Regions from separate parts of the Homo sapiens genome. Here region 1 is linked to region 2. Evidence: read pairs that join two places in POLR2A ChIA-PET (ENCODE). Cell type or tissue: Panc1. All regions are shown on one strand. Links, peaks and the distances in the headings refer to the core of each region. The heading gives the core; the rest is flanking DNA.

Region 1 (17,448 bases), core at 5,234-13,233, 150 kb after region 2:
AACCAATCCAAATGCCTATCAATGACAGACTGGATAAAGAAAATGTGGCACATATACACCATGGAATACTATGCAGCCATAAAAAGGATGAGTTCATGTCCTTTGCAGGGACATGGATGAAGCTGGAAACCATCATTCTCAGCAAACTATCACAGGAACAGAAAACCGAACACTGCATGTTCTCTCTCATAAGTGGGAGATGAACAATGAGAACATATGGACATAAGGAGGGGAACATCACAGACTGGGGCCTGTCGGGTTCGGGGGCAAGGGGAGGGATAGCATTAGGAGAAATACCTATTGTAGATGACGGGTTGATGGCTGCAGCAAACCACCATGGCACATGAATACCTATGTAAAAAACCTGCATATTTTGCACATGTACCCCAGAACTTAAAGTATATATATATATATATATATATATATATATATATATATATATATATATATATATTTAAAGTATATATATATATAATTAAAGTATATATATAATTAAAGTATATATATATAAAGTATATATAATTAAAGTATATATATGTATACACACACACACACACACACACACACACACACACATATGAAAAGACAAAGTCTTCCTTCTTTTCCTAAGGAGCAACCTCAACATTTTCACCTAAATTCCCTCCTTCTCCACCCACAACAGAACCAGGCCCCTTTAGGTATGAAAGACTAAGCCACTATCCGAAAACACATTAGCACATATTCTTATTTTATCCAAGAGACACTCAGGAGTCACTAAAAGAGAGGGGAATGACACCTGAAGAAGATATTTTGGGCTGTTCTGTGCAATGACTGGGCCCGTATTCATCTTCATAATCCAATGGATATTTGTACTAAATACTGTTTATAAAATACTTTTCACAGGCATGAGCTCATTTGAACATCACATGCTGTGATGTAAGGACATTGCTGTCCTCACGTTAGAGATGAGGTAACTGAGGCTCCAGGATGTGTCTTCAGATCCAGTGCTCCTTCCCTCCCCCTACCACCTCAATCCTCCAGCAATTATGGTAGAGTTCTACTGGAACAGGCAGCTGATCAACATATGTGGCCAGTTGATCACCTCTCAGCAACGCTGGGAAGGAAGGACACAAACCTGAGCCCTGTGTGTCAGGCAGCAGCCAGATATTTCCTGTACATTTTCTCCCCCAATTTCCCCAACTTACACTCCCTGGGTTCAGATCACAGCTCCAGCACTTGTTAGCGGTGTGGCCTTTTAGGCCAGTTTAACACTCCATCTGTGCCTCGGTTTCCTCAGGTATAAAATGAGAATAATGCTATGTCCTCTTTGTAGTGTGATGAGGTATAAATGAGCTAACCCACTAAAACATGTAACCCTGGGCTATAAGAACCCTTGCATATGAACTATTATTATCATTGCTATTTCCCCTTATTTTATATGTGGGGAAGAATGTTCATAAAGATTAAGGGGGAACGCTCCTGAGATTGGAATCTAAGTTTGACTCCAAAGACCTTACTTTTTTGCTGCCTTCAGGTACCTTTGCACTTTTCTACTCTCTGCTCTTTTTCCTCCTCCTTAACCCTTCTTGGTACAGGTAGCCCATTGCCCTTAAGCAGTGTTTTTGATCCTAGGCTGCCTGCATTAGAATTATCTGAAACCCACTCCCTATGGACCAAATCAGAATCTCTGGAGCTGAGGCCAAGGAATCTGCATTTTCATAAGCAACACAAATGATTCTCTTACACCCAGATAGAGGTCGAGAGGCACTGACTCAGACTGTCCACTGGAGCAGCTGTCCTTGCCTGGGCCTGCCCGGCCCCTCCCACCTCCCCTTTCACCCAAGAAGTGCCCCAAAATTTTCTTGCTGCAAACCCGCCGTCCCATGCACATCCCCTATCTGCTATTTCCTGATTAGGAATACAAGGCCGATGTCAGCTCACTGTGGGGCTCCTTATCTTTCCAATCCATTGTGAATAATGGCTTATTAAAGTAATGGCTTATTTGGCCTCAGCATCGGGCTGGCTCAAGTCAGAGCAGGGAAAGGGTGGGGGCAATGGGGGAGGAGAGGCAATGGATTGGGCAACATAATTCCATGCACGAAACCCACCACGTACAAAGATGCAACAGTTATTCATCTAGAAACTTGCAAACTGCAGCAGGGTCAAGCCTACAAAAATGAGATAACGCGGAGCAGAGCAGGTAAGCACAAAAGGGCAGAAACTAAGTCAGTATTTTTATTAGAGCTTTATCTTATCTCTCATGCACAGCAGATTCCTTCCAGAAAGGAGGCTTGTGTCAGTTACCATTTGCTTTCACTTAATCCAGCTTTGCAAATAGCAGTCAACCACTCTCACCTCCAATTCATGAGTCCACCAAAAAACTTTTGCTCAATGCTCTTTGAGGCTGCTATGACTGAATCTCAGAATGTGACCCCAAGGCAAACTACATTTCTGGCTTTCTTATCCTGATTTTTCTGTGGCCTAAATTTCTCCTTCAGTTGGACTTAATCTCTGGTTATGTAAACAGCTGGAGATATCATAATTCCTGAGGGGATATCAAAGAGCTGTAATGAGTGGGGAAAGGAGTTGTGGGGGTGGGGAAAAATAGAAGAAAACGAGCATTAATTATTAAATGCGTAGGAGATTTTAAAAATCACATACCATTTGGCACTTTTCCTCTCCACAGTGCTCTATCCCCATTAAATGGAAGGAGAGCCAGGCCTCTCATCATGGCAAATTTGCTTAATTATGTTTTCTGTCTCTCCTAAAGTGGGAAGGGCTTAAAAACTTGCTTCCTATGGTGGTCACCTTTGCTCTGAATGAGAATGCATTTGCCCTACCTAGAACATTGAGGCCATCTCATACTTTACAAACTGGATTTGGAACCACTTAACAAAAGGCAATATGCAAACACATGTGAATAAGATGAAATCAGCTAAGAAGTCCAGAATCCTGGGTATGATTTTATAATAGGACAGATACACCACTCTTGGCTTTATTTTGCTTGCTGGAGGAGAAGTTCAGGGACTGGATGTCAAAGGAGAGATAGGGTGATAGAAATATAGAAGTTCATGAAGTGCCTCACCCTCCACAAGAGAGTGGGTCTGGATTTACCCACCTTCCATATCATTGAATTTCTGGAGTAGGGTTGATGTTACCATTACAACTTGTTATCACTCAGTGATTCAGGTAATGGGTGTTCTGATTGGAGGCTTGGAAATCCAGTCACTACAATCATAGGTGCTGCCTTCTTGCCACTCACATCCCAAGTAGGAATAGCCCAGGTGAGTTATGCCCCACACCCTCTCCTAGAAGCTGGGGGTTCACCCAATGTCAGAGGCCAAATCATCCTCAGATACCATCTGGTTGAACTTCCTAATTTTACAGATGCCAGTAGTCCAGTGTCACGATAATACAGTGAGTTGGTGGCTACATAGAAATAAGGATTTGGGTCCTGTGAATTTTGGTCCAGGAACTACCATTTTGCTCTTTAATAGTGTTTAAAGGACACAGAGGCATATTTTCTAAAGTCTGTATAGTGTGTGTTTGTGTGTGTGTGTGACAGTCTCACTCTTTTACCCAGGCTGGAGTGCAATGGCAAGATCTCAGCTCACTGCAACCTCTGCCTCCTGGGTTCAAGCGATTCTCATGCCTCAGCCTCCCAAGCAGGTGGGATTATAGGCACCCACCACCACCCCTGGCTAATTTTTGTATTTTTAGTAGAGATAGGGTTTCACTATGTTGGTCAGGCTGGTCTTGAACTCCTGACCTCAAGTAATCCACCGGCCTCGGCCTCCCAAAGTGCTGGGATTACAGGCATAAGCCACCGTGCCTGGCCAAAGTCTTTATAATCTTAAAAAGGAGAGAGAGGAAAGAGATAAGTGTAAGAAGGAAGGCATAGCTAATTAATTGGAGGGGGATGGTCTAAGTTCAAGCTTTGAAATGAAACATAGCTGGATCAGCCACTTAGTTGATGTGTGAACTTGGACATACACCTAAAGTTACTGAGTCTTAGCCCGCATCTTTTAAACTGAGATGGTAATAGTGCCTACTGCACAGGGTTAGGTAAGGATTAAAGAAGATAATGCACAGATCCTGGCACTGACAAAATGCTTAATAAATATTGGCTATTATTATAACTCCAGTGCAGACACCCAAGGACTTGGATAGACTGCCAAGAAATCAGTCCTGAGGGGGCCTGTCCTTCAGCCAAACTTCCTCCCTTCCAGCTCCTCTCTTCCAGCCTGGGCTGCTATGCTGCCCACATCCTCCACTCTACTCCTCCAAATAAGTGGCAATCATGACATTTTTAGTATCCAGCTTCACACACAGATCTTTCCAGCAGAGTAACAGGGTATTGACTAAAAATAAAGATGTAAAAGGACCAGGGATAAAGGGAATTGGTAAGGAAATGAGAAAAGAGAAAGGAAGGAGAGCTATGAAGAGATTCCTTCCATCTTTGATCACAGTGCTGGATCATGTATAGGGAATGTGAAGTACAATCAGTATACCATTTCTCCACGGAAGTTACACTGCTAGCAAAATGAATGCTCATCACTTTTCTCCTACCCTGCCTAAATAATTGAATACTGTGGATTACTGTGCAAGTTTCTCCATGCCCTAAAACCATGAAAACCGTGTCCTATAAAAAGCTGGTTTCAGTGGCATTCTAGTCACTGACTCTCTGCTCAGGACTGTACGAAGATAATATTTATCAAGATGACTGACTCAACAATGGTCAAATAATATTCAATATAGTTTTAATGAGAAAAACATGTGATCATATTCTGAGTCGGAAAGTCAGCACCACATCTTTAGCACATATTAACCAGAACATCTTATTTCCTGGCTGTATCAGAACAGACAACTTGCTCTCTCTTCAGTCGGAGCTGCAGTTTTCCTTTTACATCTCCATTTGTCTTCTTGTGGAATATGGGCCTGAAAGGACAACAGGGTCACTTTTTCCTAAGACAGTATATGTTTTGCAGAGTGTATCTCTGATGCTGGCACCACCCAGCAGCTGGAGACCTAGGTGCCGGGAGTCTGAAGTTCTAACGTTGCATTTCAAACCCCAAAGTTCAGTGGATCTTCATCTTAGTTGCAGAGAAGTCATTATCTTCATTTTTTTTTTTTCTGGATGCAATAGTTGCCCCCTGCCAGACATGAGAACAAACAGAATGTGTTCTGTCTTTTCCAAGATTGCTTCATCAGCATGTATTTTCCACTAAAGCTTTTCAGTATTTGACTTACACATTTATGAACACCCCCAAATGGACTGTTAGGGTTTGGTTTAATCCCCAAGAAAAGTGGCATTAAAATAGATCTTTTCCCAGCAATAATAATCTAATTTATGATAAAGTATTCTATTCTCAGTACCTTTGAGACACATGAGAGCTTTTATGTAATAAAAAAGCCATTTATTTCTGAATATTTTAATGCATGTTTCCATATTTTTCTCATTTTTAATGCAAGGGCCGTTGACAGTATTGTAAGAGAATGTCTTTTAAAAGCAACTTTACGGCAAATGTTCCAGTGAAATGGATGGCAGCGTGCATCGTTGCAGAGCTGTATTGCTGAATGGAGCAGGGCAGAGATGTTTTAATTCACATTTATGTGCATAAAAGGGTAACCTCTACAGAGAGAGACAATGTTATTCAGTAAATTGATAAGATATAGTAGACTTGGCTTCAGTTTGGGGCTCCATCCTTTGATTTGCTGTACTTACTTAGTTATTGCTGTGTCTCCTCTGCCATGTCTGAAATACAGAAGGAACACATGCTGGAGAAGGCTATGACAACTATTGGGGAAAAGAAAGTAAGTCAGAACCTTAGGTGTGAACTGGAAAGACAGGCTATTTTAAAAGGACAGAGAATCAAGGAGCAAACAGAGCGTCTTTGGACAGAAATTAGACTATCTATATACATATATACGTGTGTGTGTGTGTGTGTGTGTAGTGTGTGTGTGTGTGTGTGTGTGTATATATATATACACACTCACTGCAGCCTGGACCTCCCAGGCTCTAGCAATCCTCCTGCCTCCTGCTCCCAAGTAGCTGGGACTACAAGTGTGCTCCACCTCTTAGAGACAGGGTCTCACTATGTTGCCCAGGCTGATCGGGAACTCCTGAGCTCAAGCAATCCTCCCACGCTGGCCCCTCAAAGTGCTGGGACTACAGGTGTGAGCCACTGGGCCCAGCCTATTTTGATTTTTTAAGCTTTCATTTCCAGAGCTGTTCATTTGGATGGATGCCCACCATCTAAAAAGCTACTAGGATAATGGTTGTTGACTGGGAAGGTAGAAGCAGGGTCTGGAAGTGGGAACAGTGTCTGAATCAAAATACACACATCCCTGGTTCTGTGATTTTAAAGCCATCTTGAGAAATCTCAGAAGTGTAATTCTGATACTCTCCCTGATCAAGAGCCACTGCAGTAGTATGAGTATGAGATTTAACCTCAATCATATGTGCTTACAAGAGATACGAAAATGCATATTTGACATGAACAGAACCACACTTCTGAGATAAGAAGCCAACTTTTCACGGATGTCTTACTGATGCTTTTTGATAAAATGCTCCGTGCTTTTTTTTTTTTTTTGAGATGGGGTCTCACTCTGTTGCCAAGGCTGGAGAGCAGTGGCACAATCATGGTTCACTGCAGCCTCAACTTCCCTGGACTCAGGTGATCCTCCCGCCTCAGTCTCCCAAGTAGCTGGGACTACAGGCACACACCACCACACCCAAATAATATTTGTATTTTTTGTAGAGACAGAGTCTCGCCATGTTGCTTGGGCTGGTCTCAAACTCCTGGGCTCAAGTGATCTGCCTGCCTTGGCCTCCCAAAGTCCTAGGATTATAGGCATGAGCTACTGCACCCAGCCACTCTGTGGTTTTAATGGACATTGATAACAGCCCTCTGTAAGACAAAATCATGATCCAAAGTCAGACACTGGATACCTCATAAAAGGGCTGGGTGAAGAGTCTGCAGAGCAGGGATCTCGTTTTAGTTCTGGACAGATGAGCTATTCTGGCCTTGTGGATGTTGCCTAAGCCACTCTAAATATGGTATCTAGGTCTCTCAGCTTCCCTCAAGCAGATAGAAAAGGGTGAACAAAAATATCAAGAGAAGAGGGAAAGGATAAGTTAGTATCGGGATGATGTAGGGAGAATAAAAGCTAGAAGGAAGTAGTAACACTGGCATTGCCGCCTGCTCAGGGCCAGGCACTGTGTTGAGTACTCACACCATTAGAATGGAGACTTCTAACAGGGAATACAATGGAGATAAAGGAAAGAAGACTTGGAGAAAAGCCAGAATTAAAAGGGAATCCATTTTACACTTTCTAACCTCAAGATTTCAAAAACTAAAAACTGAACAGGTGTTTTATGACTAGTGAAAGCTAGTACTCACTGTGCCCTTAACTGTACTGTGTTTTACATGCATCAGCTCACTGGATCCTATGAAAAGCCATATTAGGCAGGCATTATTATTATACTGTGGTGCTGACATAGAAACCAAGCCTTGGAGAGTTTAGATAACCTGCTAAATGTTCACTCCTGTTGGGTGATGGTGCTGGGACTTGAAGCTGAGGAGTTCAGGTCTGTTGTGTGGACTCTGCTCTGCTAGTAGCTGAAGGTTACTGGTGTGGACTCTGCTACTGGGCTGCTCAAAATGCTTCAAGGGTTCTGATCTTAGAAAGTCTCTTGGAGGTTTGGGGAGAAGATAAGAGGTTGGGCTGGCTCCCAACCAAAAGCCTTGGAGACACTTTCAAGATAGTCTGGGAGCTGGGACCACAAACAAGGTAGATGAAAACAGGTAGCTGGGGGCTGAGGATGCACAGCTGGGTGACGGGGTAAGAAATCCTGCTACATTATAGCTACTGGGAGCATGGCCTTGGGAGGTCGACTTCCTGGGTTTGAATCTCACCTTAACCACTTCCTAATGGTGAATTCATGGACACAGATATGAAATGGGCTAATACTAGTAGCTGCCTCAAAGGGCTGTGCGAATTAAATGAGATATATAGAAAGTGCTTAGTAAGTATACATAGTGAGCCCAGCAATAAATATTTGCTGTTATTTCAGTAAACGAGTTTTTGGATGAAGCTCTCAAGTCTTTCTGTCACCCTCATTGCTGCCTGCTTCCTACAAGTATGGTGAATTGGCATGTTTGGAGTGTGTGATATGTGGACCCACTCGTGAGCAAGCCAGCTTTGCCCTGTGGGAGAAGGAATACATGTCAAAGGAATAATGCTGGCCGGGCATGGTGGCTCACGCCTGTAATCCCAGCACTTTGGAAGGCCAAGGTGGGCGGATCACAAGGTCAGGAGATCGAGACCATCCTGGCTAACACGGTGAAACCCCGTCTCTACTAAAAAAAAAAATACAAAAAATTAGCTGGGTGTGGCGGCGGGCACCTGTAATCCCAGCTACTCGGGAGGCTGAGGCAGGAGAATGGCGTGAACCCAGGAGGCAGAGCTTGCAGTGAGCCAAGACTGTGCCACTGCACTCCAGCCTGAGCAACAGAGAGAGACTCCATCTCAAAAAAAAAAAAAAAGGAATAATGCTATGACTTGTGACTTCTTCCTTGGGACGTGAGGGGGTGTTGAGATAATTCACAGCTACTAAGCATCTCCTGAATGCTTGCCAACACAAAATGTTGGGGTCAGCTTGACCTCCCTTTGCCCATGGTGAAGAAAGAGCACCTTTCTTGAGAGGAGGACTCTCCCCCAGGACACCACCCTGTGGGCATGGCATGAATGGTCTGGTATGGCAGGATGGACCAGCAGTGTACCTAAGAATGCCTGTCCCAGGTGGGCTGGCTGGAACAGTACAAAGGGTAGAGGCAGGATTGGAGAGCCTCTGCTCATCATGGCCAAAGAGTGGGCTGTCCGCTGCAGGTCGCAGAGGAAGAGCACAGGGAGCTTCTTTGGCCTCCTAAATAGAAACTGCTTCTACTTGCAATTAATTCATCCTCACTGCTCAGTCTTTGGAATGGACGTTTAGAAGCCAGAGATACTTGAGGGTGATTTTCCCAGACTTGGTGCATCTCCTAGGAGGTGATCCTGGTTGGAGGTCAGGCCAAAACGACTACTGGGAAGTGAATTCTATCATGACCAGTGGGAGCCAAGGAAGCACTTCAGAATGAGAGCACTCTGTTGTTTTGTGGCATGAGGGAACAGTCAAGTAGGGTTGATTTGGGGCTGGAATTAAAGAGAAAGGAGGTTTGGGACCAGACCTTGTAAGATGGTCTCCCTTTTTTCCTGTTTCTCAATCATAGATTACATGTTACAAACAGCCTGGACTCTGAGACTTGGAGCAGAGAAAAGCAGGTCCCTGGATATTCCTGGCAAGAATTATAATAACTCACAGAGGAAGAGATTTTGTATCACAACAGGGAGTCTCAAATTAGTCAAAGACTTGGAATGGTTTTCTGATAAATGAAATGTAATCAATTATGGTGACTTCTTTTGGGAATTTTATTGACTTCTTCCTTCCTCCTTGTTTACTTTGGATTGCCACTTGGGTCAAGTGTGAAGTTGTTGATCTTACCCCATCAGCCTGGAATATGTGTGAGCACATCCATGGCCATGACACAGAACACAAATGGCCTGATATAAAATGTGGTGCTAAGTATACCAAATAGCCAAAGAGGTACAAACTGACAGTCATCTTGAGCTAATAGGAAGTGATATTTTATTTTTTATTTTATTTTATTTTATTTTTTATTTTATTTATTTTTTTTTGGAAGTGATATTTTAAGTGACGGTTTGAAAAAGAATATGGCAGCACTAAATGTTGAAGCAACCACAACTCTCCTTTATGGCTGGTGGGAATGTAAATAAATGAGAGCACTTTAGAAAACTGTTTGGCCATTTCTCCTAAGGTTGAACATGTGAATGCCTTATGTTCCAGCAATTCCAGTCCTATGGCGTGTATCTGACAGAAATATATACACGTGCACAAGAGAGATGTACAAGAATGTTCATAGCTACACTATTCAAAAAAGCCAGTATATAGACACCTGTTTTGCACAGCTTCAAAATCATCCTGTCCTGATTTTTGCAGGCGTTTGTTTCTTGCAAGTGTAGTCAGTGATGCCTTGCCTGGGGCCTGCACCATACTGATTTCCTGCAGTGCAGCTTCTTTGACTTGGGATTTTCCAGGGCAACTCATGTATGTGCAATCTAGAACAAGAGAATTTTGCTGGTGGCATCATCCTTGACCAATGGGGGGCAGGAGCAGATGGACAATGGACAAATGTTTCCATTGTCCATGTTTCCATGGTAACATGGCTGGTGGTAACATGGCTGGTGTAAATGATCCTATGGCTGATTTCAAGCTACCATTTAACACGTGGCCCACAGCATTTCTGAATACTTTATCATTGGCTCTTGTGAGCCAGTATGATCTGGCTCAGCACACCACCTGCTCTAACCAATAGCTGCCATGTGAGAAAGTGGTTCCAGTGTGTCCTCATCTTGGATTTTTTTTCAAGGGGAGCCAGAAATCTGGATTTGCATGTGAAAACTCCTGATTTTTAAATTGTATCAGCTAGTTCAAATTTTTCAAAATCACTTGACAAACCAAGAAAAAAAAAACCCAACTACATCTGCAAACTAGATTTAGCCTATAAAATGCCAGTTGTTTTTTTTTTTTTTACCTTTGATGTACAGACTAAACCTTTTGAAGAGGGTCTGTCAGCCTCAGTGACGAAGCACAGTTTTTTGCGTAGACAGAGTTCAGGACTTAATCTGCATGGCCATATGGTGTGATGAACTCAGTCTTAACTGGGGATTGAGTGACTTGGGTTCTAGTTTCAGTTTTCTATGAAAATTACTTTACTTACCTGGGCCTCAGTTTCCCCATATGCATTAAGATACCTTCTGAAGAAGTTCTTCTCATATCAGAACACCTAGGATTGTATATTGAGCATAAAAGTACGTTAGGTGCTTCTTTGGGACTAGACAAACTCCTCAGCGGGGCAGGGAGAATTGAGGGATGCTGGTTGTGGGACAGAGATTCCAGGCTTGTAGGCTGCAGCTGTCTCTCCTTCCACTCCCTTCACTCATAAAAGAGAAGCTGTGGCTTTCCCCAAGCCATCGTTCTAACAATATCCATTTGCCTGCTGGGGAAGTCCAGGCCTGATGCTTTGCGGTCCTCAGGCTTCTTGAGAAAAAGTCCACTTTCTTAAAATAAAGCATGATGTGGCAGGGAGACTTCAGCCCTGGCGTTTGTTACCCTGGGCTTATGATGTGGCTCTGCCACTTCTTAACTAGGAACTTCATCTTCACTTTTGTCATAGGACTTCCTGCCTCATGGGAATTGTGACAAGAAGCATCCACTGTTTCAAGTGTCTAACATGGCCTCTGGCATATAGTGTGAAATGAACACTAATTACTACCATCCTTGTGATTTATTAAGGCATTCACCTGTTGAGAAGTGCTGGGTAGCCAGCAGCCCAAATATTCATTAAAATTTGATCTTATGTCTCCTTGTGTTTAATTTGGTTTAGTTTACTCTGTTATTTTAGAGATTCTGCCAGCATTAATATTTCTGCAAGATCCAGACAGGTCTGGACACAGAAATTTTGATCTAATCCAAATTTGTGGGCTCAGGAATGCTTCTAGCGAGAGATGCTACTATATATTCTGCTGAAGAAGATTCACATACCAGGAAGAAGAAGATTTCAACTTTGATTATTTGAAGAGGCAACGAAGTAGTCTAATCTGTGCTATTAATTTGTTTAAAGATAACATGTGCAAGTTCCCTAAAGACAGCATAAGTAACTATATATTAGAGTCTGAGACAAAGGGAAAAAGTCAGTAATACTGATCTTGTCTTTATTTAAAATTTTGATATTTTGTTCATTCATCATGGATTTTTGCATTAATTTTGATTTATAAAATGTTGCATTTAACTCGTTTTTTTTTCTTTTTTCTTTTTTCTTTTTTTTTTTTGAGACAGAGTCTCACTCTATCCCCTAGGCTGGAGTGCAGTGGTGCAATCTTGGCTCACTGCAACCTCCGCTTCCTGGGTTCAAGTGATTCTCATGCTTCAGCCTTCTGAGTAGCTGAGATTACAGACATGCACCCACCATGCATAGCTGATTTTTGTATTTTTAGTAGAGACGGGGTTTCCCATGTTGGCTGGGCGGGTCTTGAACTCCTGACCTCAGGTGATCCGCCCGCCTCGGCCTCCCAAAGTGCTGGGATTACAGGCGTGAGCCACCACATCCGGCCCCTAATTCTCATTTTAATCTTAATGTGCTAAGCAGCTTGATATATGACTAGGCTTCTCTGGGATTGTGTTTCTTTGATTTTAAAATAAAATATAAGTACATTTATACTTTTTGCAAAAGCATTTTTGAATACCTAAATCCTTTCTAAAATTATTACATGAAAATTTCATTTTAATTACTGAAGTTTGGGTGTTTTTTGTTTTGTTTTGTTTTGTTTTTGCATCGCCTATAAGTACAAAGACAATTAGTAAGAGTTTTTGGTTGCAAACAACAGAATTCACTGTAGCTACTTCAATTGTAGTCACTGAACTGTATTGGTTTTTACACAGAGTTGGACAATCAGGCTTGGAGGCTACTGAGCTGGGTAGAATACCTCAATTATTGCTCCAGGAGAGTCTCTGCTGTTACAGCACAGCAGGGGAACTACCACTGGAACCACCACAACCTTTGTCTCTGCAAACTAAGTGTCTCTCTGTCACCCTCATCAGAATTCCTCCACTCCGCACTCTTTCTTCCACAAGGCTCTCCTACAATCAAAGTCTGGCATGGTCTATCTGAGGAGGCCAGGGCCATGCTTGTGTCCAGCTATAGACAACTTAGGAAAGTGAGTTTCTGGTTTCTTCCTGGAGAAGTGGGATTCATAAATCTGGAAATCTTCAAACCAGGGAAGGGTACTGAGAAAGTGCTGGCAGCTGGATGACTAGGGTTCATATGAGTACATTTTTTTCTGGATAACTTTGCAGGGTCCCACATATAATTGTGCAAGTGGTACAATATATACAGGCCCCATTGTAGTGGGGTGGTTTCTGCCAGCTCAGGCAGCATCATGGGCATGTGTGCAAATATGAGGACAAGGGACTAAATGTACACGTGGAGAATCATTCTCCTCTTCCCTGAAATCACATTCATACTTCAAGCCACCCCTTTCCCCTGCCCCTCCTGGGAGAAAGTTGGAAGCAAAAGTGTTTGTGAAGATTCAGGCTGAGATACTTACTTCTGGTGTCCCCATCGCTCACTTGAACCCATAGATATCCCCCATTTCCTTACCGTAATCTGCTAATAACATGACTGTCCTGCCCCACGGGATGCTCTCTGGTCTCATTAAGTCTGAAAATGCTTGGGAAATGCATCTGCCAAGGACTACAGCCAACTGTCATTATTATCATCTGCTTACAGACACTCTCCCAGGCAGCAAAATATTTTCAAGCTCTAAAATCCCGGCCCTAGCCCGTCCCTTTATTTTCATCTTACCTAGCCTGCGTAGATTATCTGAAGGACACACAGACTCAAAATCAATGTCCCATCTGTCTCTTGTTTACAGCTTATCAGGTGTTGTGAAATGAAACAGTGAAATCCCTGGGAGCATTTCCTCTTCTGAACTGATTTAACTTTAGCTCTCTGAAGCTTTCTCCTCCTTTGGCTTCTGAGAATGGTGTGCTGGTCTGAGAAGCAAGAACTTTTCATTGGCATAGCTATTAATAGTGACTAATATGGACTTCTTGTGCCTTGCTCCAGTTTGAAATTTATAAGGATGGCTGCCTCATTGCGTGTGTGTGTGTGTGTGTGTCTGTGTGTGTGTGTTTGTGTGTAATTGCTTTGCTCCTTCTTTTGCATGTGAGTAGATCAATCTTAAGGATCAGGACTCATCTCTGTCTCCCCACAACAATGCCTCCAAAAGGGGGGGGGTTCATGACTGTTTCAAAAATAACTTATATTTTTTATGCATGAATCTTCTTTGCTCCTTCCTTCCTTCCTTCCTTCCTTCCTTCCTTCCTTCCTTCTTTCCTTCCTTCCTTTCTCTTCCCTCTCTCCAATCTGTTTCCTCTTTGTCTCCCTTTGCCTCATCCATGCCCCATTCTTTCTCTCCCAACTCCAGGATTGTGTGACTTTTTTCTCTGACCTTTTATCCTCACTGCTTCTTTGGCTATGATTTGAATCTGGGTCACTAGAATAAGCGTGTCCTTCCTTTCTCTGTAGACTATACAGGTTGACTGCTTTGTAGATTTTGGCATTTTGTAGGACATCATATGAATGCAATTTTTCTGGATAACTTAGCAGGGGCCCACATATAGTTGTGCAAATTGTACACTGCACACAGACCTCTACCGAGTGAGCGAATGGGGCAAAACTCTAACCCATGCTACTGTCCCCAAGCTGTGTATCCTGGGAAAGTGCTACATCCACTGAAGGAAAAGTCATGCTTTTGTAATTTGGTGACTAATGCTCAGTCCTAGCAACCAATTATGCACACACAAATAGGCACTGCATAATTGTTTACTACACCACATTCCCTCCAGTCATCTGAATTTACATACTCTCAAAACTCACATGGCTTCCAGCAGTGCACATCCCCACATTCCCTTCCAAGGCAAGTTGGTGTTTGAAAATCACACTGCCATGATTTCACCCCATCACATTTCATCCTATGTGAGTTGGTTTTTCTACAGAAACGATGTGACAAGCAGTGATTATATCCTAAGGGTGACATCACAATCACCTATTTAAGCTATTATACTGTTGAAAATTGTTTATTGCAAAGGAAAGAAATAAGAAAACCCTATTTTTCTATATTACTATTTAAACAATCATAAAAACAATAATCCTAAGTAAGATGTTATTTTGGAAAGATTACATAATTTGAAAGAGGCTGGCCTTCGAAAGAATAGCAGGATTATTAGGAGAGCAGAAGGAGGCAATCGAAACCTCTGTGGGGATGCTGATATACGCTATAGAAGTAAGATTCTGAAAAACTTCAGAGGATGCCAACTAGGTTCTTTGTTTAATCTAATTTCATTGCAAACCCCAGGGTAGTTAAATCTCTAAAATTATTCCTAGGTTCATTAGGCTTAATACAGCTTATTTCTTGGATCACAAAAGGGACCAAGAAAGGAGAGGAAATAACATTTTTTGAATGAGGTAAATAGGCAAGAGTTAGAAGAAACTAAGAAGATAATTGAAATGCATGTCTCACCATGCGTGAGAAGGAAATTAGCTAGCATGGAAATAGCTGAAGTTGAAGCAGTGAGTGTACATGCTCGTCATGAAGTTAGTGGAGCATATTAGTCCTTCTCACACTGCTATCAAGAACTACCTGAGACTGGATAATTTATGAAGAAAAGAGGTTTAGTTGACTCACAGTTCCACAGGCTGTACAAGAGACATGGCTGGGGAGGCCTCGGGAAACTTACAATCATGGTGGAAGGTGAAGGAGAAGCAAGCACCTTCTTCACATGGCAAAGAAGGAGAGAGAGAGCAAGTAAATGAGGAAGTGCTACACACTTTCAAACAACAAGATCTCGTGAGAGCTCACTCACTATCATGAGAGCAGCAAGGGGGAAATCCACCTCCATGATCCAATAACCTCCCACCAGGTCCCTCCCCCAACACTGGGGACTACATTCAACATGAGATTTGGGTGTTAACACAGAGCTAAACCATATCACAGAGGAGACCATGTAAGGCCCTGGAGAACATGTGGGGCTGGGAAGGGCATAGGTGTAATGTGCTGGGACTGATGTTCCTGAAAGGACCATGCTGGCTGCTGTGTTTGTCAGGGATCAAGGTGGAATGTAAGCAATGAACTTGGTTGTAGCAGAATCCAGAATATGAACTGGGTTATATTCTGTATAAATTTTAAAGGTAGAACCATCAACATTAGCTGATGGTTAGTGGTACCTTTGACCCAATGGATTGCTTAACTACAGAGGAGTAGAAGGGAAAGTAAGGAGGAAGCTCTCTGGCTGGGGTTCATGGAAAATGCTGAGGACTAGAGTTCTTTGCTCAGGGCTCTGTCTCCCTGTCTTGACATAACTGCAGCAGTGTGGGCAGAACGGAGTGGTTGGGCTCTGAACTAGACTTATCCACTCGTCTCTCTTGTCTTTCATTCACAAGTACTTAGTGAGGGCCTACTATGTACCAGGCACAATGCTGAATTCTGGGAAGAGAGACAGCTAGTGAACAGGTTCCTCACCCACGGAACTCACAATCTAACCAGAGTCATGCACCCAAAATGACATTTTGGTCAATGACAGATCACTTATACAGTGGTGGCCCCATAAGATTACAATACTGTATTTGGACTGTACCTTTTCTATGTTTAGACATGTTTATATACATGCAAATATTTATATTGTGTTACAGTTGCCTACGGTATTCAGTACAGTAACCTGCTGCACAGGTTTGCAGCCTGGGAGCAAGAGGCTACCCTATATAGCCTGGGTGTGTAGTAGGCTATACCATCTAGGTTTGTGTAAGTGCACTCTATGATGTTCACACAATGTCAAAATAGCCTAAGGACAAATTTCTCAGGGCATATATCCATCATTAAGTGATGCACACCGTATACTGGATTGCTTTATGGATGCAAGTAGGATTTCCCCACGTGCCCTATACCTTTTTACTTCCATTCAATTCTTCTCATGTTATTTCCACCTATTAAAATGTTTTCCTTTCCCTGAGGCCTGTTTTCACCTGTCAAAGTCCTCTCCAGTTCAACTCCCAAGCTGTCTTCTTCATGAAGCCTCCTTCATTTTCTACCGTCCATTTTCAAAGCCCTTTATGGCTACCTTCCCTAGAATGCTCATTGCACTAGAAAGTGCCTTTTCTGTAACTGACTTTCCTCTCTTAAAAGAATCTTGCAACTTATCTTCACCTGGGCTGTAGCTCCTAGCACATAGTAGATAATCAGAAATGACAAAAGAAAGCATGAATGTATTTTCCCAAGAGACAGAATGCAAAGTTAGAAGTGTAGAAGGCCAAGAACTTAGGCAGTATGATAGAGGTGGGGAAAAAGATAATTCAGAGAAAAAGAGAAGGTAGTCACAGAAAGGTCAGATGCAGGAAGAAACCATATTAAGGAAGGGAGGGGCAACGAATTAGCAGAGAGGTCACTAAGGGGTCTCTCTGCAAGGATGGGGTCACTGGATATCTCAGATAGGGTTTTTCTATTAGGATGGTGGAACAGAGGCCAATTTGTAAGAGGGTAACAAATGGATGCAGTGATTGTGGCCAGGTCCAAATTAGCTGTCATTTTCTCTATATTACTACTTATCTGTAGAAGTTGTTAATTAGTCATCCAAAGCATCTTTGTTTCTCAGAGTAAAGTGCAGAAAACAGAAACAATTAGGTATTTCAAGCAGGAGGGGCTGTGGGGGCAGAAGTCAGGAAGCTGCTGATCAAGTGTAGGTTTCAAGGCCAAACCGTGGGTAGCATCCAGAGAACAGGCTGCTGCTGCTTT
Region 2 (8,000 bases), core at 1-8,000:
AATATTAATTGGTTATTAACATAAAGAGTCCCCATGCTAGGCACTTTCTCTGTGTTTTATATATGTAGATATTAGTCTCACTTTACAGGTGAAGAGACCAAAGCTCAAAGGAGTAAAATAACAAAGATATGAATGCACCAGTCTGTTTAATTCCAAAGTCATCATAATTTATAATGATTTAGAAGATGTTGGCTAAAAGTGGGGCTCAGAATTCATAATCACTAGAAAACATTGAACATTTATTAAGCACTTACGGCATGCCAGGTACTGTGTACCAACTCAGCCCATCCTCCCTACAATCCTGCAAGTTACAGGGAGGGCTGTCATCTCCATTTACAAATCAGGCAAAGAGGTTCACTAACTTGCCAAAGGCCACACGGTTACTGACAACAGTGTGATTCAAACCATGGCAGTCTGGCTCCAAAGCCCACACTCCTCATTCCTGAACGCTATGTTCCACTTCAGTGCTGGCCACTGAACCTTCTCCTGCCACTTCTAGTTTCAGGAGCTTCACTAGGATCTCACCTACACCGTAGTGCCGCTGTGAGTGAGGCTTTGACAAAGTTGGGTTTTGACTGAGTGCTGTCAAAGGCTCTTCTCAACCCAAAGGACATGCTCTGAATTCTGTCTCTCTTTAGTCCAAATGGCTCCTGTCCTTTGTCTCTGTAGGGTTGAATCTAACTCTTTCTCTCCTGCATTCCTGTTTCAGATTGTATTGCTAGTTGAGATAGAGACTTGCTCTTTCCTTCGGGTGTTGTTTGAGTGCAGAATTGTGTCTCTGTAGGATCAGCCCATCCCCCTTCCCCACACTACTCTTCTGCTTTGAGACCCCATGATTGGATTTTTTTTTTTTTAGACTACTGCCCAGGCTAGAGTGCAGTGGCACCATCACAGCTCACTGCAGCCTTGACCTCCTGGGTTCAGGTGATCCTCCCACCTCAGCCTCCCAAGTAGCTGGGACTACAGACACACCACCATGCCTGGCTAATTTTATTTTTTGTAGAGACAGGGTCTCATTATGTTGCCAGGCTTGTCTCAAACTCCTGGGCTCAAAGGATCCTCCCATCTCAGCCTCCCAAAGTGTTGGGATTACAGGTGTGAGCCACCACACCCAGTCCCCCATGACTGGATTCTCATACTGCTATTCATCTCTGGTGGGTTACTCCTTTCTTCAACCTGAAAGTGATGTTATATTCAAAACCACCAACAGCCGGGAGCATCCCTAGACACTTCCATTGGCTTTAGAGAGTGTTATTTTTGTCTCCATTGGATTTAGAGAGTGTTATACATATGCATATGTATATATATACACACAATATATATATACACACACACTACACACACACACACACACACACACACACACACACACACACACATATATTTTTTTTTTGAGTCAGAGTCTCACTTGTCACCCAGGCTGGAGTGCAGTGGTGCAATCTCGGCTCACTGCAACCTACACCTTCTAGGTTCAAGTGATTCTCCTGCCTCAGCCTGCCGAGTAGCTGGGATTACAGGCGCCTGCCACCATGCCTGGCTAATTTTTTGTATTTTTAGTAGAGACAGGGTTTCGCCACATTGGCCAACTGATCTCAAACTCCTGGCCTCAAGCAATCCATCCACCTTGGCCTCCCAAAGTGCTGGGATTACAGGTGTGAGCTTTCATCTTTATTTTGCACAGCAGTTTAGTAAGGAATTTGTTGAAATTATACTAGACTTATATTCAGTATTGAGCCTTGGATGTTTAATACTTTATCTTTAGAAAATAAAAATTTTCAGTTGAAGAACAAAGCATATCAGTATTCCATTAATATAGTTTTCAGTATAACAGATATAACAGTGAAAATTGTTCAATGAAGATTCCTTTCCTGCAAGTGGTAGAAATACAGCCCTCACTAATTTAGGCAAACAAGGAAGGGGGAAATATCATGAAAAAGAATATTAAGTCCCAAATGGCAGCATAGCTATTGCCTAACTAATTTAGGCAAAAAGGGAAGGGAGAAAGGCCACGTAAAAGAATATAAAGTCCCGGATGGTGACATAGCTATTGGGGGAAGGTAAATTCCTACATGAAGGAAGGTGGGAAGGGCAGACAGTGCCTTCATATGTCCACAAAACATATGAAATGAGATGATGTATATGAGAAAGCATCAAGTGGATAAAATATACCTCTGTCATGATTGTTGATTTTTTTTTTTTTTTTTTTAGACGGAGTTTCGCTCTTGTTGCCCAGGCTGGAGTACAATGGCGCAGTCTCGGCTCACTGCAGCCCCCACCTCCCGGGTTCAAGTGATTCTCCTGCCTCAGCCTCCCAAGTAGCTGGGACTTCAGGCATGCACTGCCATGCCTGGCTAATTTTGTATTTTTAGTAGAGACAGGGTTTCTCCATGTTAGGCTGGTCTCGAACTCCAGACCTCAGGTGATCCCCCACACCTCGGCATCCCAAAGTGCTGGGATTACAGGCGTGAGCCACTGCTCCCAGCCCCATTGTTGATTTTTAAAACTTAGTGTTCAACAAATATTTATTGAGTACTTAATACATATGCATGCTAAGGAAACAACAGTGAGTGAGACAAAGCCCTTTGTCTTATGAAGACTCTGATGAAGCTTACGTATTAAGACTCTCAAAACATGGTCAGAATGTCCTTGATTAGCCTGAGTTGCCAAAAAAGAAAAGAAAAAAAGAAACTATTTTAAAATTAATTTTTATTGCTTTCTGTCTTTCATTTTTTCTTCCTATCATAGCACTAGATGAAGTTTTAGATATAAGCTTAAAAGCCTGAGTATTTGATTTCTCAATGACCGAAGGTTAATTACAGCTCATAAAAATATTAGAATTAACATATAATATTCAGCCTAAAAGATATAGGAAATATATTGTTCCTTTGATTTTAAATCCCTTTCAGTGGCTCAAAGTTAAAATAAAGTTTGCAGACGTATCAGTTGGTTTAAAATCAATATTTTCTTCATTTTAGGCATTTTCTATTTGCCATTCAAGGGAGAGGAAAACATTAAGAATCTTTTTTCCCCCAGCCACTAACACAGCAATAGATCTACATATAAATTGTTAGTTCCCTTCTTTTGTATTAATATCTCTATACTCTTGTTCACTATTTTCCAAAGGCATTGAGAAGTTAATCAGAAGTTTATGAAAAAGGAGACTTTCTAATCACAGAAGGTTGGATAACACTGAGTTAAACAGCTTTATAAGTCACAGGCCTTTTTAGAACCCTTAGTTCATTGTGGATCCTCAATTATAACATAATGTAATGTAATAATATAATATATGGGAGGACGCTTCCCAACAGTCATCCCTTTTCCTGGTAACAATATCTTGATTGTCCTTTAGGGAACCTATTCCTCATTCTTAGTCCCTGAGTTCTGGTGAATCTGTCCCCCATTCCTGGCTTTAGAAATGTTCATATGACAAGTGATTCATTGGTAAGTGTTAAAAACCAATTCTAAAAAAAAAGAAGAAAATCCTTGATTTGTAGCATTTGACATTTTCCATGGTGTAAATACTTTTACCATGGCCAACTTTAAGCTACCAAGGTGAAATCACTAAACATGGAGTTGGGAAGAGAGGCACATCATCAGCTCCTGGGAACCTGCAGCGCACAGTGTCAGAGATGACCCAGTCTAAGTGAATCAGACCATTTATCCCTCTGGGCCTAGGACTCAAGCCAGACCAGCTCCTTAGGTCCAATTCCTTTGATTTTTTTAAAGAACTGTTGTGGAAGAGGCACCATCTTTCACTGCGTTCGTTGAAAGGAAGGAATTGGAACCAATTCTGGTGATCTACTTTCCATGTGGTCTGTTTGGAAAGAGCCTGGCTGAGAATGCAGACCCTCAGAGAAGTGACTAGCAGAGCTGAGAGATGGAGACAGACCAAATTCTGGGATCACTGTTGGAGTCCTTGGATCTTGTCCAGCCTGAACCTCTGGACATTGCTGTTACATGAGCCAATAAATCCCCTTCGTTTCTCTGTCTCTCATTCTGTTTCTCTTCATCTCCCTCTTATCCATTATTTGTTTATTAATTTTTCTTTTATTAAAGCTGTTTGGTTTTTATTTCATTGAAGGAATATGACCATTCTGTATTTATTTATTTATTTATTTATTTATTTATTTATTTATTTATTTATTTTGAAGACTGAGTCTCACTCTGTTGCCCAGGCTGGAGTGCAGTGGCATGATCTGGCTCACTGGAACCTCCGCCTCTTGGGTTCAAGCAATTCTCCTACCTCAGCCTCCCAAATAGCTGGGACTACAGGGGCATGCCACCATGCCCAGCTAATTTTTGTATTTTTAGTAGAGCCGAGGTTTTGCCATGTTGGCCAGGCTGGTCTCGAACTCCTGACCACAGGTGATCTGCCCACCTCAACCTCCCAAAGTGCTGGGATTATAGGCATGAGCCACCACCTGGCCCAACCATTCTGTATTTCAAAGAGCCTGCCATGAGGTTAATATTCCCCCAGAGCAACTTAGGAACTGCCATTCTAGCTCATTCTCTCCCTACACCTCACAGAGACTGGGTACTATGAGTAACTGTCTTCTAAACATCTGATCTGACTGCTTTGTTGTAAAGGCTGTTCAGATTCAACCTATTCAAAATTGAACTGATATTTTCTGCTGAAAACACACTTCTCCTATGACTCTCATTTTCATTAACTTATGTACAAATTATGTGCCTGACCAGGGATATAACAGTGAAGATGATAAAGTTCTTGCCTTCATGGAGCTCTCATTCTAGAGAGAGAAAGAGACCATGCATAAACACATAGGTAAATAATGTACCAATGGCAACTTGAAATAAGTGCTTTGGAAAAAAATTAAGTGGGTTTAAACGGATAGAGAATGACAGGGGTTTCTATGCTAAATGGAGTAGTTGGAGGAGGCCTTCTTGAGAAGGAATTTTTGAGCAGAGAGGGCTAAATGAAATGAGACAAGGGCCTATGGGAGTTTCTGGGGGACCAACAGGCACATGGTTGGCATGTTCCAGAACTGCAAGGAGGTCAGTGTGGCTGGAGTCCAGAAGCATGGGGAGGTTGGAGAGGTATCTGGGGGGCCAATTAGGTGGGATGTTGTAGGCAGGATAAAGGACTCTTGAATTTCTTCTGCACATGATGGCAAGATTTGGAGCATGAATCCCTCTGCCACATGTGTGAGGAGTAGATTATAGGGGTCAAGAAGAGACACTGCACTGAGGGGCTGAGTAGGGAGTGACCATGCTGGCTAAGACCACCCTCCTAGCTATGCTGGTTGGGCATCATCTATGACTTTTTCTTCTCCTTCATTTGCTACATTCGTGCATACATGCCCAACTGGGGGTTTTGTTTTTATAATGCACCTTACAGCCATCAGAAGCAGGTTGAGCGTCCCAGGATACAGACTCTAGGACAGAGATTAGTGTGGGAGAGGTTTATTGGGAGTGCTCTTGAGACAGTAGTTTGTCAAAGAGAAGGAAAGAAAGCACAACTGGGCAGAGAAAGAAGTTCAACTACAATGTGGTGAGTTCTGAGGCTGAGATGGCCCTTCAGAGCTGTCCTGAGCTGTGGTGAGAGGTAGGGGCCTTTATATCCCCAGTGATGATCAGTCATTGATGCCACCATCCCAGGAAGAGGTCATGACCTTGGCCGAAGGCCCTCTTTTGGCAGCATTCCCAGTGACTTGGATAATCTGATCATTATTACTGAAGGGGAGGTCTGGGCACCATATCGCAACACCCTGGTACCACATCACCCATTTTTACACTTGTTACTGAAACTGCCTTGATTTAATTTCTCATTCTTCTTGCTCAGATTATAGCCCACCATTCTATCTCGAGTTATACTCCAAAGTAAAAGTCAAATTAGTCTTTATTGCCTACACAATGACATTTAGACTCAGCACAGCATTGAGACTCTTCAAGAGCCAGATGTCATCCCCTACTGCAGGGTTCACTGGACTGTGGCCTGTTAGGAACCCTGCTCAGCAGGAGGTGAGAAGCAGGAGGCTGCTCAGCAGGAGGTGAGAAGCAGGCAAGCGAGCATTACCACCTGAGCTCCACCTCCTGTCAGATCAGCAGCAGCATTAGATTATCATAGCAGTGTGAACCCTATTATGAACTGCACATGTAAGGGATCTAGGTTGCATACTCCTTATGAGAATCTAATGCCCGATGTGATCTGAGGTGGAACAGTTTCATCCTGAAACCATCATCTCCACAACCCCAGTCCGTGGAGACATTTTCTCCCATGGAAACTGGTCCCTGGTGCCAGAAAGTTTGGGGACCGCTGCCCTACTGTGTGTCTTACAATCTGGGCAGACAAGCCTAATTGGCACACCCTAAAATCGCACTGTTGCTTGAATCTGAAATGTTGTCTTTCCACTCTATCTATTAAAATCCTATTCTTCAAGGCTATATCAAATTCTACCTCCTCTTTCCGAAGAATCTTTATTCTAATATTCATTTCATTCTGCCTAGAGTATGTTGCTTATTTGTTAGCTGGGTAAGTGCAGTAATGAGGCCCTCATCATTTTATTCCCCCTTAGTTCTTTACAGCATTTAATATGGTGGACTCCCGATAAGTGTTAGTTGACTTAGTTTGTTTCAGCCTTCGTCAATAGCTAGATGATATCCTGAGTGGCAGTATAGCAGAGGGGTTACCAGCAGAGATTCTGGACCCATACTATCTTGATTCCTCACCATTTAATAGGTCCATAACAGTTAGATAATTAAGCATGCTATACCTTAACTTGCCCGTCTGTAAAATGAAGATAATAATCCCACCCAGTTCTTAGGGCTATGGTTAGGATTAAATGAATTTGTCTAAGTAGAGCATTTAGAACAGTGGCTGCTATTTAATAAGTACATGTAAGTGTTGGCTTATAATGGTACCTAAAGATTATTAGGGGACCTGCCCAAGTCACCAGTTCCCAAGGTAGCCCATGTTCATCAAGATTGTCCCAGAAGAGAGTGTTGTTCTTGCTGAGATTCTGTGGAGAGGACTTCATACAGTTCTTCTGTAGGAAAATATAATAGAGTTCTTGTTTTCCTCTTATGAGCATACCTTTAATGAGTGAGGATTTTCTTGCAAAACATGTTGGAATTCTGTGCTTTCCTGAGGCTTTTTCGGTCTGGACTTAGACTGGGTTTTAGAATGAACATTATGCACTTTCCCGGTGTTGCAAGAAAAAAAAAGTACAAAGCATCATATTTATAAGTGAATAGATTCATGGACACTTTAGAACTTAGAGTTCACCTATCGCAGGAGACAAGAAAACAAAGAGATTCAGTGACTTGCCTAATTAAAGGACAAAGTTACTTAATAACGTTAGCCAATTTGTGTCTGAAGATGCCATTTTTTCAGCATGTATAATTCAGACAAAAGTAGATCTAACTTGCTAAATCTCCACAGAACAAAAAAAGAACTCTTGTTTAATTTTAAGGCTATTGTGTTATTTAAAATTTATCCTAGATTTGGCACAATACTTACTCTTCTTATAATTAATTACCTTTTCTCATGAGCAAAAATAGTTACCATAATTATTCATTCGTTTGTGTATTCATTCATTACTCAAAAGCCATTTGTGAGCCTCTTTTATGTACGAAGCACTGAACTAAAAATTGGAAACTTTGAAAATGAATAAGCCCTAGTGTTCTGTGACTGGCTCACATCTGTAGAATCTGTGTGTCTCCTGAGTAGTCCAAATTTAAGCAACTTCAAAATGTGGGTGTAGGCTGCAACTTGATCTTCATCAGCCAAAGGTTAAATATTGTTAGCCACAACGTCAGTGATCAGATTCAGAGCCAAGGTGCTGCTATATACAACCAGTTATCATTAAGTGAGCATCTTTCACTAGAAACGAACAAATAGTATGCACTAGTCGGCTGGGCACAGTGGCTCATGCCTGTAAGCCCAGCACTTTGGGAGGCTGAGGCGGGCGGATCACTTGAAGTCAGGAGTTCGAGACCAGCCTGGCCAATATGGTGAAACCCTGTCTCTACTAAAAATACAA

What was found. ChIA-PET counts read pairs that join two places held together with the same protein. Peaks named below come from ENCODE experiments on the same cell type or tissue, not always from the same donor. Only the 100,000 strongest peaks of a DNase experiment are listed, where the experiment ranks them.
Region 1: POLR2A ChIA-PET joins it to region 2 with 5 read pairs; 3 of 35 experiments call an interaction of 5 or more read pairs at or near these places.

The regions. Positions count from the first base shown.
Region 1 is chr5:38,705,645-38,723,092 of GRCh38, forward strand. All of the region lies in intron 3 of OSMR-DT (OSMR divergent transcript), which reads right to left. LINC01265 (long intergenic non-protein coding RNA 1265) reads right to left here and starts at 14,629. Exons shown (of 5, transcript NR_104631.1): 1 at 14,541-14,629; 2 at 10,821-10,886; 3 at 9,996-10,158; 4 at 5,705-5,776; 5 at 4,723-5,132. In Panc1, for the core only: no CTCF peak of the experiment used is centred there; no DNase peak of the experiment used is centred there; H3K27ac peaks cover 1,501 bases.
Region 2 is chr5:38,563,400-38,571,399 of GRCh38, forward strand. All of the region lies in intron 1 of LIFR-AS1 (LIFR antisense RNA 1), which reads left to right. It also overlaps a transcript of LIFR not described here. Among named protein-coding and RNA genes, the nearest start is that of MIR3650, 9.8 kb to the left of the region's middle. In Panc1, for the core only: no CTCF peak of the experiment used is centred there; no DNase peak of the experiment used is centred there; H3K27ac peaks cover 432 bases; H3K27me3 peaks cover 208 bases.